Regions from separate parts of the Homo sapiens genome. Here region 2 is linked to region 1. The links are chromatin loops, found by intact Hi-C in ENCODE. Cell type or tissue: PC-3. All regions are shown on one strand.

Evidence for each region. Hi-C counts contacts between places; a loop is a spot of excess contacts. Peaks named below come from ENCODE experiments on the same cell type or tissue, not always from the same donor. Only the 100,000 strongest peaks of a DNase experiment are listed, where the experiment ranks them.
Region 2: a loop joins it to region 1, with 2.1 times the contacts of the local background. A loop is called at or near these places in 1 of 110 quality-filtered maps.

Annotation. Positions count from the first base shown.
Region 1 is chr7:16,491,024-16,499,023 of GRCh38, forward strand. No RefSeq gene overlaps it. Among named protein-coding and RNA genes, the nearest start is that of SOSTDC1, 29 kb to the left of the region's middle. In PC-3, no CTCF peak of the experiment used is centred here; no DNase peak of the experiment used is centred here; H3K27ac peaks cover 1,566 bases.
Region 2 is chr7:16,350,439-16,358,438 of GRCh38, forward strand. All of the region lies in intron 3 of CRPPA (CDP-L-ribitol pyrophosphorylase A), which reads right to left. Among named protein-coding and RNA genes, the nearest start is that of CRPPA, 67 kb to the right of the region's middle. In PC-3, no CTCF peak of the experiment used is centred here; no DNase peak of the experiment used is centred here; H3K27ac peaks cover 405 bases.

The sequences.
Region 1 (8,000 bases):
TTTTGTCCCTAAAGACATTCTATCGTGGGAATTTAATGGTTTAGAATGAAGGTTTAGCTGTATGCAACGCAAAACCAGAATCACAGTGACTTGTTTAAGGTTAATTTTTATTCTCTTGACTTGAGTAACACAATCTGAATTGCAGACATCACTTGTGCTAACATATCGTTGGACTTAAAATTTAGTCACATTAAAAAAAAATAATCTAGCCCCACAGCCACAGCTAGCTGTAAGAATGTCTGGAAAATGTAGTCTTTGTTCTGGGCCACCATGAACCCAGCTGAATATTTTACTGCTAAGGACAAAGGGAAGAATGAGTGAACTCTGCCCCAGGCTGTGCTCAATAACCTCATGATTCAGTCCAGAAAAGAATCCTAACAACCACTTCTCTAGTGGAAGCTTCTTGCTTTTTTCCTTAAAATAGTTGATCTAATCCTTTTATAATGCTTCTCAAAATTGAATTGAAAACGCAAGTAACTCAAAATGGGAAATCAAGTTTTGTGAAGTTTCTTTACTTGAATCTATTAGCTATCATGACTTGGTCCAACATATTCATTAGAATGGTCCAAAAGTCATCATTCAAATAAATATTTATTGAGCAATAAGTTGCTTACATGAATTCTGAAAAACATATCCAAAAAAAGTAACAAGACTCTCAATATTCATTTATCTATACATATAATTTCATCCAAATCATCTGAATCAATAAATATTAAGGAAGAAATAGAAGCCAATTTACCAATGTTATTTCTATCATGAAAATAATTATGTATTTCTGACTTGTGTAATTTAAATTTTCTTATAAGATTCAGAATGTAAGGCCTTTACTTTTACAAACAAAAATAAAACAAAAAAGATAGATGAATATACGAACAATCTTATAGCCAGGAAATTTTTCACGTAAGTCATTTGGATAACGTCTGATAAAGTGAAACATGTTTTTCGTGAGAATAAACCTGTCTTTAAAGATAGAGAACAATAAGAATAATACAAAGTTAAAATAGAATAAAAAAAGAGTTTGAAATGAACTTCAGAAATTCATAACACACTGTCTATCATAGGGAATTTATACATTCGCCCCCAGTTATTTGAGGAAAGGCCTTTCTTGATATTGTTGGATCCATCAGTGTGCGTTGAAGGTGAATATTGATGATAGGTCACAAGAAAAGGTTCTCAGGAACTGAGTGACAAAGTATAGCTCTCTACCAAATTCACTTTATGGGATAACGTAGACGGCTTAAGCTTTTGTGAATTTTGCCGATAGGCATTTTAAAATTCTGGATCATGATAATACAACACGCTGTATCAGATGACTTTCATCCTGAGGCTCTTTATGCCTAACAGGACAACGACAAATTAATATACAGTATATATTTCTTCCACGTAGTCTCACGAAGCCTGTACATATTTCTTTAAGCAGAATAAATATGTGCATTTTCGGACACTAGCATTTACTTTTTGGGCAAGACATATTCAGACAGTAAATATATGCCTTTCTTGGTTAAAAATGAAATCTTCCAAGGCATACCCCAACCAGATTGTGCTGAATGTGATAATTTGCACACTGAGTGTATCCGCCCCCATTCCTTACTGCCCATTTGCATATAACATTTACTGACCCATGAGCACAGCATTCCAGTAAACCCACAATGTATGGGAGTTCAGTGAGGCTCAAAGTACAAAGTAAACGTGTAATGTCTGTTACTCAGTAAGTAGGATGGCAGTGGGGGGAAGCTGACACTTTGCTTTTTAAACCCGAAGTTACTTCCAACAGAGAAAACAATACCATGTCTTTCTAAGAAACACTAACAATCATATCATATCTTTTCTTCCTGTGTTACCAACCACTTACACTGAAAATGATGACACAGAAGGAAATGGAAAGACTGGGCAAGTCTAGCTACTTTTCTTTGTAGTTCTTCCTTTCTCACCAGTATGCCAAAGGCAGAGAGTGTTGGCAGAATGAGCATATATATCAAGAAGTGAAATGAAAGCAGTTAGGTTAGTTTTGTACAGTGTTTACACTCTCCTTGTAAGAACAAAATGCATACGCACATACAAGCTATAATCTATGAATTGTGGTAATTTCTGTAATTCTGTATGTAATTAAATGTTTTTATATTTCCATTTAAAACTGACATATCATCTTTAAAACTGATATAAAGAAAAATGATAAAATTCATACTCGAATTTTTTAATTTAAAAATTCATAAATTTAAAATTTTTCTTTACTTAGAACAACATGAAATGGCAAGAAAAAACACTCGTGAAAAGTTGAGAAAGGCTGCAGAAGAAAGGAAAGAGCTTTATATTTTAGTACCTTCAATGGAAGTATTCTACTTGAACAAGTGGACTCATATTTTCATTTTGCACTGGGCCCCACAGTGTATGTAGTTCTTGTGTGGGCTCCACTGTCTCTGTCACTGCAGCCTCTACAATATGACTTAGGCATTGTCCTTTTTATGTCATTGCTAAGTCTGACTCTCTGTCCCTCCTACCCCTAGGATTTATAAGTCACCTGGTTCCTTTGACAAATTCTTTTTCTGCTTAATCTAGCTGGGGTGGGTTCTATTTTTTGCAGTTAAGCACACCGATTGATAATAAAAATAACTAAAATTTATAGATTATTACTGTATGATAGTACATATTCCCATAATGGTGAAGTATACACTATTATCTATAATTTACAGACAAGAAAACCTAGGGTTAAAATCAAATAAATTGTCTGAGTTGAATAGCTAATGCATTCAGGGCCAGGATTCAAACCCAAGAAATCTAACTCCAACTCCGTGTGGAGCCGTGTTTATGTTAATGTTTGTCCTCCTAAACATTGTTGATCCCTATGGCAAGAATTTTACTAAGTTCTAAATAGGCACAGTGCCACCTAAACAAATAGCCATTGTTACAATCCGAGACAGTAAATGTTTAAGTATTGTTGCTGAAAACATAATTCTTAGGGAAGATCCAATAAACTGCCTTTTCTGAGAACCACTTTGGTGGTGATAGAGAATGTTCAATGGCTTTTACATTTCGGGGAGTTGCTGTCCCTGGGTTTCATTTCCCTGGATTTTACCTTTCTGAATTTTACAAGATTTTGCCAGCACATGATAACATTGATTAGAAAAGGCAGACAAAGTGAGAAAGTTAGATAGCTTGAAACAGGAATAATCACCTTTTTTTTTTCTGTTTATCAGAGGTGCTAAAATAGCTTTCCCAACAAGTCTTTTTCATGCTGCTTATGCTATGGTTGCCCTATGGAAGTTCACATAGATATCCTGGCAGGATAAAAATTTTGCAATTACAACTGATTCTTGAGAGTTCTTCCCAAATAAATGAGGGACCATAAAGGTTGAGATTGATGGAATGTGGGAGCTTGAACAATACTTACCTGTACATCATTTTGCCATGAGTCCCTCAGTCTGTGAAAATTAAATCATTCTGACTTAGGGACGCATGTCATTTTAGTTTTTAATGTTTTCAAATTTTGCTGATAAAAGGTAACAGAGACACGGTACTTTTTTAAAAGCATGCAATTTACTATTTTTTTAAAAAAAAAGTTATGTAGGCTAAACTGTGTGCAAGTTAAAACATTACAACCATAAAGGTGAGGATCACAGGACAAATATTTCTCTACCAGCTATGAGTGGGATGCTGCCTTTGTGATTTATTCTAAAATAACAAAACAGTCTGAAACAATGAAGTGTTTCTCTACGCTTCATGAATATATATTAATTCAGTTCATGACAGAACAAGTCATTGGCTGCCTCTGCCAAACAGCCAAGAGGGAATGATTGATTATTTTATGCAGAACCTCACAGGGTCTAAAGGTACTTGAAATCTGTGGTAGACGAAATGCAAAATACTGCCAAAAAATGAATGTAACTCTTGAATATTATCACAATATTTATATTGATGACCAGAAGTACTTGAGAATTAATAATCACAAACTCCCCAAATCTACTACAGATATCCATATAAAAACTATGTTTTCATTACTTCCTTAAACAAAACTATTATTGCCTTTAAAGTATATACACACTAGAAAATAGATTTGATTAGCTTCAGTTGCTCACTTCATACACGCTAGTGGTTTACTGTTTTCATGAGAAAATGTTTTTACCATAAGCTAATATGAGCAAACAGCTTATTTTGTTTACAGTCAAATATGGAAAATGGCCCTTCCCAAAAAGTAAATTGACTTAACGTTTTTATTTACTTAGAATCTGAAATCATATCTTTGTGTAATTAGGTAACCATTTATTACTAAACTCATTTTTCAAATTTCTGGCTACTTAAAATTATTTTAGGGGAATGAGATTGCTGACACTTGCCTCTATCCACAAATATATTGTCTTATTTTGGCCCCTAAACATAGATCTCATGATACGAAATGAGATTTATTTAAAGGGCATTCACAGGAAGCAGGAGTGGAGGACCGGGGAGGTTAAGAAGGCAACAGGCCAGCACAGGCATGCACTATGGCAGTGGCTGCTGTAGGCAGCAGGGGTGAGGCTGCTAGAACCTCTGAGAAACAGCATGCCCACACTCTCTACTTGAGGAACAGCTACTGTCCTCCCTCAGTGCATGCAGGGTTCCCTGGGCACAATTACTCCCTCACACTGCAGGGCTGATGAGGCCCCTATGCCTTCAGAAAAAGCTCTGGCTAGTAGTGCCAGTAAAATACAAAACCAGATTCAATTCGGATTTTATGTTTATTTTATTTTTTTGGAGACGGAGTCTCACTCTGTCACCCAGGCTGGAGTGCAGTGGTGCGATCTCAGCTCACCGCAACCTCTGTCTCCCGGGTTCAAGCAATTCTCCTGCCTCAGCCTCCCAAGTAGCTGGGACTACAGGCGTGCACCACCACCTGGCTAATTTTTGAATTTTTAATAGAGATGGGGTTTTGCCATGTTGGCCAGGCTGGTCTAGAACTCCCGCCTCGGCCTCCCAAAGTGCTGGGATTACCGGCATGAGCCACCATGCCTGGCCTGAATTAGGATTTTAGATAGCACTCCTGGCACGTGCTTGAGGCGGGGTGCTGTCAGCATGAGTTCGAGCTTGCCCAGACCTTGCTGCCCCTGTTGTAGCTAAAATCAGAGGTGGCCTGAAGGGAGGTGAAGCAGGGAACCAAAAGCATCTGCTGCCCATGGGTATTCTTTATTTTAAATAAAGAATAAATCTACCACCTACACCAGTCAGAACACCACACATATTCATCCTTATGCATCTTCATTTTTCTAGTCAGCACTTCTATTGTTAGTAATAGTTCTCCACACAATCTCCTCATAATAATCTTTTCATTTGATTCTGTATAGTGCCAGCTTTGCTTAAGCAAATTATATCACAGGTTACTTACCTTTTGAATTCTCTCAAGTCCTCATAGGTTTGTTTGTGCTATTTTCTTGTCACGCTGTGATCACAGATGCTTCATGCACTACCAGAGTATGTTAGTCCAGGCCCTCTAAGAAGCAGGTTCCAAGACAGGACTAGCTGTGCAAGAGATTTATTAAGGCAATGTATTAGTCCATTTTCATACTGCTATGAAGAAATACCCAAGACTGGGTAATTTATAAGGAAAAAGAAGTTTAATGCACTCACAGTTCCACATGGCTGGGGAAGCCTCACAATCATGGCAGAAGGTGAAGTAGGAGCAAAGGCACATTTTACAGGGTGGCAGGCAAGAAACCATGTGCAGGGGAACTGCCCTTTATAAAACCATCAGATCTCATGAGACTTACTCACTAGCACAAGAACACCATGGGAAAAACCCACCCCCATGATTCAGTTGCCTTCCACTGGGTCCTTCCCATGACCTGTGGGGCTCATGGAACTACAATTCAAGATGAGCTTTGGATGGAGACACAGCCAAACTATATCAGACAACATCTCCTCCTTTGTGGAGGGGATGGGAAGGGGCAGGGGAGTGGGGACTGGTCAAACCAGGATGCAGCCTGATCACAGGTAAATGAGAGAGGAAAGGAAAAGGGAGGGTAGAAGTGTCATTTTTATTGTTGTTTTAGTTTAAAATATTTAATTGACAAATAAAAATTATATATATTCAAGGTGTGCAACATGATGATTTGATATGTATACACATTATATAATGATTGCTACAGTCAAATTAATTAACATTTCTGTTACCACCTATAGTTACCATTTGTGTGTGTGTGTGTGTGTGTAGAGAACACTTAAAATCTACTCTTATCACATTTCAAGTACACAATACAGTATTATTAGATATAGTCACTGTGCTGTACGCTAGATCTCCAGAACTTGTTCATCTGAGAGATGAGCAGAGCCATGGGGGAATCCACCTTCGCAGGAGTCCAGCAGCCTGCAGGAACTGTGCTGGGTAAGTGACCCTACCACTCCATCACTGGCTAGGAACCACTTATGGGAAGCATGGCCTCCATGCAGACAGGTATGGAGTTCGTAGTACCACAGCTGGGCTCCTCGCAGTCCCAGATCTGTGAGGCTCACTTTCATGGCTGGCCACTAGACAAGAACTTTCACCAGGAGAGACAGAAAAACACGCCTGCTAAACATACACTCATTAATGGACCGAGTACCCTGTTTAGAGATAATTTTGAAAATGCTTAAGGCACATATTCATGAAATTTAAGCAACTATGATATCTGATTTGTAAAGATATTTTGGAGCAGGGAAATTTTATAACATTTTTTCAAATCACAGCTGCTTAGACATCAGCTTATTTCAACAGCTCCTTAGTTTTCTTGCAGTGAACTGATGAGATATAGTAACAGCTACTTCGTAGGGCCACTATAAGAATCATATGAAGATAATGCAGGTAAAGCTCTTAGCATAATGCTGCCAAATAGTAAAAGTTCAATTAATAATACCTATTATTGAACTACCATTAAAAACTAATATTAATATTAAGCTATTGTTGAACTACCATTAAGTTTAATCAATATTAGCTACTGTTGAACTACCATTAAAAACTAATGTTACATGTATCCATATAAAAATCACCTATTTTCTGTATGAATCCTGGCTCTGCATTCCTGAGGAAACACACATCTCCTTTCCCATTGCTAAAAAAAAAAAAAAAAAAAATACTGAAAGGAACAGGTCACCAAGTTTGATCTTTTTAGTTAAAATGACAGATCTCTGCAGTCATGAATGTGCAACTCTCAATCTATCAATTCTGTTTTGTCATCTGCTGCTGCCAAATAATTCACCCCTAAAACTTAGTGGCTTAAAACAACAAGCACTCATTATGTCTCAAGTTTCTGCTGGTCAAGAACTCTGAAAGGGCTCTTGTGTCAAGTTCTCACTTGGAGTCGCTCATGTAGGTGCAGTCAGACGTTAACTGGTCTTGCAGTCATCTGAAGGCTTGATTGGTTCAAGAAGCTCCATTTCAAGGGTGGCTCACTCATTAGGCTGGCAAGTTTATTGGAGGCCTCAGATGCTCTGCACAGAGCTGTTTGAGTGTCTTTTCAGCATGATTGCCAGCTTTCTCCAGAGCAAGTGATTTAAGAAACAAAGGTGAAAGTTGCAATGACTTATATGACCTAATGTCAGAAGAAACACACCATCACTTCCATTGTATTCTGCTAGTCACACAGAGTTAGCACACAAGGCTATGAATACTGGGAGGCAAAGATCATTGGGGCCATCTTGCATTTAATGTATATATTAATATATTCTACAGAATATAGATACATATAGTATCCAGAAGAAACTATGTTGTGATTATAAGAGTGCTGATTGCACTGGAGAATACAGACAAGAACCATCTTTCAACAGAGCTCAACTAAGCCTTAGTTTTTCACTTGTATACACAGGCAACTGCCACCTTGTGATCTGCCTTACTCTTTTAGGAAAGGTATAAAGCAAAGGCTAGAAATAGGCAGCTTTCAAGCAGAATTCAGCCTAAAGTCAGATTCAACTTGGCCTAATCAGTGCATTTAATGAGTAATGAATATGTAATCAAATGCCTTTAGAATAGTATTGGGTTCTTTACTTTGCCACCACCC
Region 2 (8,000 bases), 140 kb before region 1:
TTAAGGACTACAAATATTAAAAAATATAAATTTTGACATCAAAAACATAAAACATAAAAGGGAACTAAAAGTGTAGTTTGGGTATGCAATCAAAATTATCAACTTAAAATAGCCTGTTATAAGATGCTTTATGTAAGCCTCAAGGTAACAACAAAAGCCTATCATAGATATACAAATGATTTTTTAAAAAGTGATCCAAAGCATACTACTACAGAAAACCATCAAACCACAAATGAAGCAAGCAAGAGAGAAAGGAACCAAGGACCTGTAAAACAACCAAAAACCAATTGACAGAATGGCACTAGTAAGTCCTTACCTATCAATAATTACTTTGAAGCTAAATGCACTGAATGATCTAATCACAAGGCGTAGAGTGTGGCTTAATGGATAAAAGATCCAACTATATGCTATGAGAGACTCATTTCATCTTAAAGAACACTCAGACTGAAAGTGAAGGGATGAAAAAATACATTCCATGCAAATGGAAACCAAAAGAGAACAAGAATAGCTGTACTATTTTCAGAAAACAGACATTAGGCCAAAAACTGTAAAAACAGACAAAGACGACAATTACATAGTGATAAAGGGGACAATTCATCAAAAAGGATATAACAATTTTAAATATATAGGCACCCAATATCAGAGCATCTAAATATATAAAGCAAACACTAAGAGATATGAAAGGAAATGAATTGTAACACAGTAACAGATTTCAATACCAGAAATCTGGTATTTAATAAATGGTACTGGGAAAACCGGCTACCCATATGCTGAAAAACTGAAACTTAAGCCCTTCTTTAAACCTTACACAAAAATTAACTCAAGATGGATTAAAGATTTAAACCTAGGTCCTCAAACCATAAAAACCCTAGAGGAAAACCTAGGTAATACCATTCAGGACATACGCATGGGCAAAGACTTCATGACTAAAACACCAAAAGCAATGGCAACAAAAGCCAGACTTCACAAATGGGATCTAATTAAACTAAAGAGCTTCTGCACAGCAAAAGAAATTATCATCAGAGTGAACAGGCAACCTACAGAATGGGAGAACATATTTACAATCTATCCATCTGACAAAGGTCAAATATCCAGAATATACAAGGAACTTAAGCAAATTTACATGAAAAAAAAACAAACAAACAACCCCATCAAACAGTGGGTAAGGATATGAACAGACACTTCTCAAAAGACGACATTTATGCGGCCAAACATATGAAAAAAAGCTCATCATCACTGGTCATTAGAGAAATACAAATCAAAACCACAATGAGATACCATCTCATGCCAGTTAGAATGGCGATCATTAAAAAGTCAGGAAACAACAGATGCTGGAGAGGATGTGGAGAAAGAAGAAAGCTTTTACATTGTTGGAGGGTGTGTAAATTAGTTCAACCATTGTGGAAGACAGTGTGGCAACTCCTCAAGAATCTAGAACCAGAAATACCATTTGACCCAACAATCCCATTACTGGATATACACTCAAAGGATTACAAATCATTCTACAATAAAGACACATGCATACGTATGTTTATTGCAGCACTATTTACAATAGCAGAGACTTGGAACCAACCCAAATGCCCATCAATGATAGACTGGATAAAGAAAATGTGGCACATATACACCATGGAATACTATGAAGCCATAAAAAAGGATGAGTTCATGTCCTTTGCAGGGACATGAATGAAACTGGAAACCATCATTCTCAGCAAACTGACACAGGAATAGAAAACCAAACACCACATGTTCTCAATCATAAGTGGGAGTTGAACAATGAGAACACATGGACACAGGGGAGGGGAACATGACACACCATGGCCTGTTGGAGGGGTGGGGAGCAAGGGGAGGGAGAACATTAGGACAAAAAACTTAGATGGCGGGTTGATAGGTGCAGCAAACCACCATGGCATATGTATACCTATGTAACAAACCTGCACATTCTGCATATGATCCCAGAACTTAAAAATAAATACAACAAAAAATTTAAAAAAAAAATAAATGTGCAAAGGACCTGAATAGACATTTTTCAAAAGACATACAAAGGTCCAGATATATTTGAAAAGAAAAATGCTCAACATCTTTAAATAGAGAAATGCAAATTCAAACCATAATGAGATATCATCTCACAACTGTTACATTTCATTTGATAACAGCCAATCTAAGAAGTATTGGTGAGGATGTGGCAAAAAGGGAACCCTTGTACTTTGTTGGTAATATTGTAAGTTAGTACAGCCACTTTGGAAAACAGTATGAAGTTTCCTCAAAAAATAGAATTATTATATGATCCAGCAATCCCACTTCTGGGTATATATCCAAAGAAATTGAAATCGATTAATATGTCAGAGATGTCTGTACTCCCAAATTCACTGCAGGACGTCACATTAGCCAAGATATGGAAACAACTTAAGCGACCAAAGGTCACAAGGATTTAAGTAACATGGCACACACACACACACACACACACACACACACACACACACACACACATTGGAGTACTATTTCAGCCTGCAAAAGACAGGAAATTGTCATTAGCAAGAATACGGATGAACCTAGAAGACATTTTGCTAAGTAAAATAAGACAGGGACAGAGACAAATGCTGTATGATCTCACTTATATTTGTAATCTTAAACAGTTGGCCAGGCGTGGTGGCTCACACCTGTAATCCCAGCACTTTGGAAGGCCAAGCAGAGAGAATTGCTTGAGCCCAGGAGTTCGAGACCAGTCTGGACAATATAGGGAGACCCTGTTTAAACTAAAAAATACAATTAGCCAGGCATGGTGGCACTGCCTGTGGTCCGAGTTACTCAGGAGGCTGAGGTGAGAAAATTGCTTGAGCCCAGGAGTAGAGGGTGCAGTGAGCTATGACTGAGCCACTGTACTCCAGCCTGGGTGGCAGAGCAAAGCCCTGTCTCTAAACATTAAGTAAAAATAAAAACAAAAGTCAAATTCATGGAAGCAGAGAAAAGAATGGTGGTTACCAGAGGCTGGAAGGGTGAGATGTTGGTCAAAGGGTATAAAGTTTGCTAGACAAGAGGAAGAACTTCTGGTGATCTATTGCATAGCATGATGACGATGGTTAATAATACATTGAATATTAACAAACAGTTTAAATTTTAATTTAATTTGTTGGCAGGGTGTGGTGGCTCACGCCTGTAATCCTAGCAATTTGGGAGGCCAAGGCGGGTGGATCACCTGAGGTCAGGAGTTTGAGACCAGCCTGACCAACATGGTGAAACCCTGTCTCTACTAAAAATACAAAATTTAACCAGGCGTGGTGACACGTGCCTGTAATCCCAGCTACTCAGGAGGCTGAGGCAGGAGAATCACTTGAACCCGGGAGGCACAGGTTGCAGTGAGCTGAGATCACACCACTGCACTCCAGCCTGGATGACAAAGTGAGACTCCATCTCACAAAAAAAAAAATAAAAAAGAATTTAATTTGTCCTCACTACCAATAATTCAGGTGATGGGTATAGTAATTAGCCTGATTTCATCATTCCACAATGAATACACACATCAAAACATCACATTGTACCACATATATATATACAATTATCAAAAAAATAACCAAACTTATAAAAGGAATCAAGCAGCTATACCATAAAAAATTGTTTTACTATTTATCATTTAAACCTGATAGAAAAAAAAATTGAGTTCAGTTTTTAAAATGTCCTACTGAAAATAACACTGTCAGGTCACATTGTAAGGACACAATTTGATTGTGACAATATTCTCTTGGAAACAAATGATGGCAAGAATGTTCCTTTTATCAAAAATAATTTAATTATTTTATCTGTATTAATAAAGCCATAATAAAAACTGGTTTATTGAAAATGCAACATTCAATATGTAGCTCACTTTTATCACGTTATTCTGCTTTGTATTAGCACCAGAACATGATACAACATGATTTGTAATACGGTTGAAAACAAAGGGCATTTATGCACTCCACAATCAGAATCAGGTATGCAGTAAGTAGACTAGCCTACTTCTAATAAAAGAAAAGTCTGACTTTCTAAAACTCTTAATTCCATTTAATATTTTGTGGTAGGGAACACACAGACTGCACAAAATGATGTAAACTAATCAGCCTAATGAGGCTTTGGACACTAAAAAAATTTTAACTTACAAAGAAACTTGAGATTACTTTAGAAGAGAAAAATAGGAGTTCATTTTAGCTCTTCTGAGCAATGATGGACATAAAATTTTTCCTTGCAGTTTTTATTATTATTATTATTACCCCAAAGACAACTGTGGCTAAGAAAAGGGTGTGTTTCCAAGAAAGGAATTTAGTGTCATTAAACACATATACTTAATGGGAGGTTTCCTGAACCTCCTCACTGAAATGCAGCCATCAGAAAATAATAGAGTTAGTCATCTTTTTTAATATATATTTCAAATACATTTATTCCCCTAAGGCATGTATGTAAAAAACATATTAAACGTTAAAACTAAACAGCAAAGTTAAACCAGAAAGATGAAAACCACACAAATAAAGGTAGACAATATGCTATAAAAATGTACAGCCAAATATACTCCCAACTAATCAGCAAGAAAATATTCTTTAACCTTTTCATATTAAGTAACCAAACCTAATCAAAAAGATATTTACATGAGTAACTGTATCTTTTATAAGCAAGTATCAAAATGTATCAAAATAAAGCATGTCCATGTCGTAAGAATCAACTTCAAGAAACCTAACAGGTATTGTAATCCGACTAACTTATCTTGTTTTTGCCATTTAATATATATTAACCTCATGTAACTACCTTCTTAACTAAAAATGGGAATATCACTTACCAATCACTATTGCTTCTACTGAGTGGATACTCAATGAACTAGTTTCCCTTTCCCTTGGCATAAATCAAGAATATCTCTTTAAAAGCAACTGTTTCTTCTCCATCATAATTTAAGACATCATTACAGTGATTGACCCGGCAAATGTCTTCACCGCTACAACTCATCATGTACTTTAACTGCATCATTCCATCAGTACAGTCTGTTCTGGTTGTTCATATCTCATGCCTATTGCGCTCATGTAACCAAATGACCATTGGATGTCTTTTCAGTCTCTACTCGATGCTTTCTGGATAATCATTACTTTACCCAGCCCTTTACTTGTTTCTCAAAGTCAGAGTTAGAAAGTGTTTTAGTCCAAACTCCTCAGTTACAGGTATGGAAGTAGTCCCAAAGAAATTAAAGTCTGTGACCATTACTGCTTAAGACCACTTAGCTAGAAACAAAAGGTAGCCATGTTGGACTCCCAACATCCTCATTTGTTCTGGCATCTACCAACACTGACTGATAGAACAGGCTTGAACTAGAGTGGTTTGGGTGTTGAGATAGCAGGGTGGCAAGGCAGGTTATCCTAGCAAAGGGGCCGCCCACCAGCACAGTGACTTGAGTAGGCATCTGCTGATGGTTCTCATTCATTATTACAGTATAAAGATCTGTGTTCACTGATTACCCCATATCACTGCAAGCTCTTCACTACTGTAAGTAATTGTAAAAGATCAGATGATTTGATCGGTGATAGTAGTGACAATACCTTTTTACTAGTTTGACAACTTACATGCCCTAGCTAAGCTAAGTAACGAAGCATAAGTGGAACTGGAAAAAAAAAAATTACAGAGAAAAATTCTAGAATGCTTTCAAATTTATCCCAAAATCATGAAAAAAAAATGTATGTTTATAAACTTATCTAAAAGTATCTACATAGAAATACTTTACTAGGCACTGAACAAGTTAAGCCAAACAATAAAATTATTAACATGTAAGTTGTGTTAATTTTTCTATCTCTACATACTTCCTTCTCAACAACCCAGCAAGGAAGGTACTACCTTCTTTCTTGGGTAAAATACCACAACTCAGAAATATAGCACATCAACAACAATAAATAAACTCAAAGCTGTCTGATTCCACATTTCCTGCTCTTATAATGACTGTGGTGTATTAAAGATAGCCACAAATGCTCTTGGAGGTGGGGGAGTATCTGGTTTTCCTCTTTTTAAACACAGGCTGGCCTCTGACTGCTCTGCTTTATGTGGTACAAAAGCAGTGATGATGTCTGTCTGAGGTCCGGCTCAGGCTATAAGGAGACAGGCAGCTTCTACTTTGTTCTCTTTGAACGCTGCATAAAGTTCCCCAATTCATTTTTCAACCTGCTGTTAATCACAGCCAATAGAGACTACATTTCATATTCAGGATATTTTTCAGTTCTGGGATTGCCATTTTTTACCCTTTCCACATCTGTCTTAAATTTCCTCATACATTATCTCAACCTTTTCCTGTAGATTCATCATAGTTATTTTAAACTACTCTGCCATTTCCAACATCTGGGTCCTTTTCTATTGACCTATTTTCTTAACATGAGTCACAATATTTAGTAAGTTTTAACTACATACTGAGCACTGTAAATGATGTTTTACATTTAGAGATTCTGTTAACTTTCTCTGAAGGATGTTGAGTGTGTCCTGAGAAGTGGTCTTCACTCCTAAAATGTGGTTCTCTGGGATATCAATGAAAAGCCAAAGATGTTTATCAAACTCCTATTAATATAGCAGGATTTGAACTCCAAACTGTTTCTCCTCCACCTCAGCAACTGCTGAAGTATCTGTTTTTCTCTTTCCATCTTCCTATGGGAGCTGGATGCTTTCCCATGGGTCCCTCAGGATATCGCCCCCTGTGTACACAGTTCAGGAGTCAGCAAAGCCTTTAGGGGATATTTATTTATTTATTTATTTATTTATTTATTTTTGAGACAGAGTCTCGCTCTACCACCCAGGCTAGAGTGCAGAGGCACAATCTCTGCTCACTGCAACCGCCAACTCTCGGGTTTAGGAGATTCTCATGCCTCAGCCTCCCAAGTAGCTGGAATTACAGGTGCATACCACCATGCCTGGCTAATTTTTGTAGTTTTAGTGGATACAGGATTTTACCATGTTGGCCAATCTGGTCTCAAACTCCTGACCCTCAAGTGATCTGCCCTTCTTGGCCTCCCAAAGTGCTGGTATTACAGGCATGAGCCACCATCCCTGGTCAGCTTTAGGTGATTTTATAGATGTGTGCAGCCGCCCTCCTCTGTGGCTCCACTATTCTAGGATATCCCCCTCAATTCCCCGCTACCTTGGCAGCTGCAAGCTCCTACTTCACAGGACAAAAAGATAGTAGCTGTCTGCCTTGTCACTACAGGAACTGGGAAATGACCTCAGGAGAAAAGCTATCATTCAGCATTCAGTCAAGAGTCATAAACGCCACAATAATCTCAACAGGAAAGATTTCATATAAGGTGTTAACTATGGTAGTTTTATTACTAAGAAGGAATAAGACAGAACTCAGAGATACCCGAAGTCTGAGGGGGAGTACCCAATGAAGGAACATACCCTCTCCATATCTGAGCTGCAGCCCACCGGATGGCAGGGAAGTTTCATGGCTTGAGGTGGGCCAGAGTTGGTGCGTGGTCAGCAGGCCAAGGCTGTGTCAGAAACCGCAAATGCCTGGCAACCTGGGAGTCCCCGAATGGATGGCCAAGGAGCCTGAGGCTGAACACAGAATGACAGACTGGCCTGACAAGCTGGAAGTATACTGCTGGGGTACCAGCAAAATGAGGCTGGCAGGCACAGAGCCATAGGCCAGGACTGGCATGCAGGAAAATCTCCATGAGGGTTTACACAGGCAGAAGCTGGCAGGCAGAGAACAGCAGGCCAGACTGGCAGAGAAAACCTGCTAGAGAGTAAACACCACCGAGTGCCACACACATGGCCATGGCAGCTGTGGAGCCAGCAGGGATGGAAACATGCCAGAATCAGGAACAGAAGCCCCCTCCTCCCACAGCATCCCTTTGGCACCCTCCAGTGATGAAGCTTAAAAGATGTCTTAAGCAAGGGAGATGTTTACAGGGTCCAGCAGACAATGACGGGTGGATTTGGAGCTGGGAAGCGATTAAGTGGTACAATATATAAAGGTAGCTCTTACCCAGTACAATTACCTTTCACGGGCT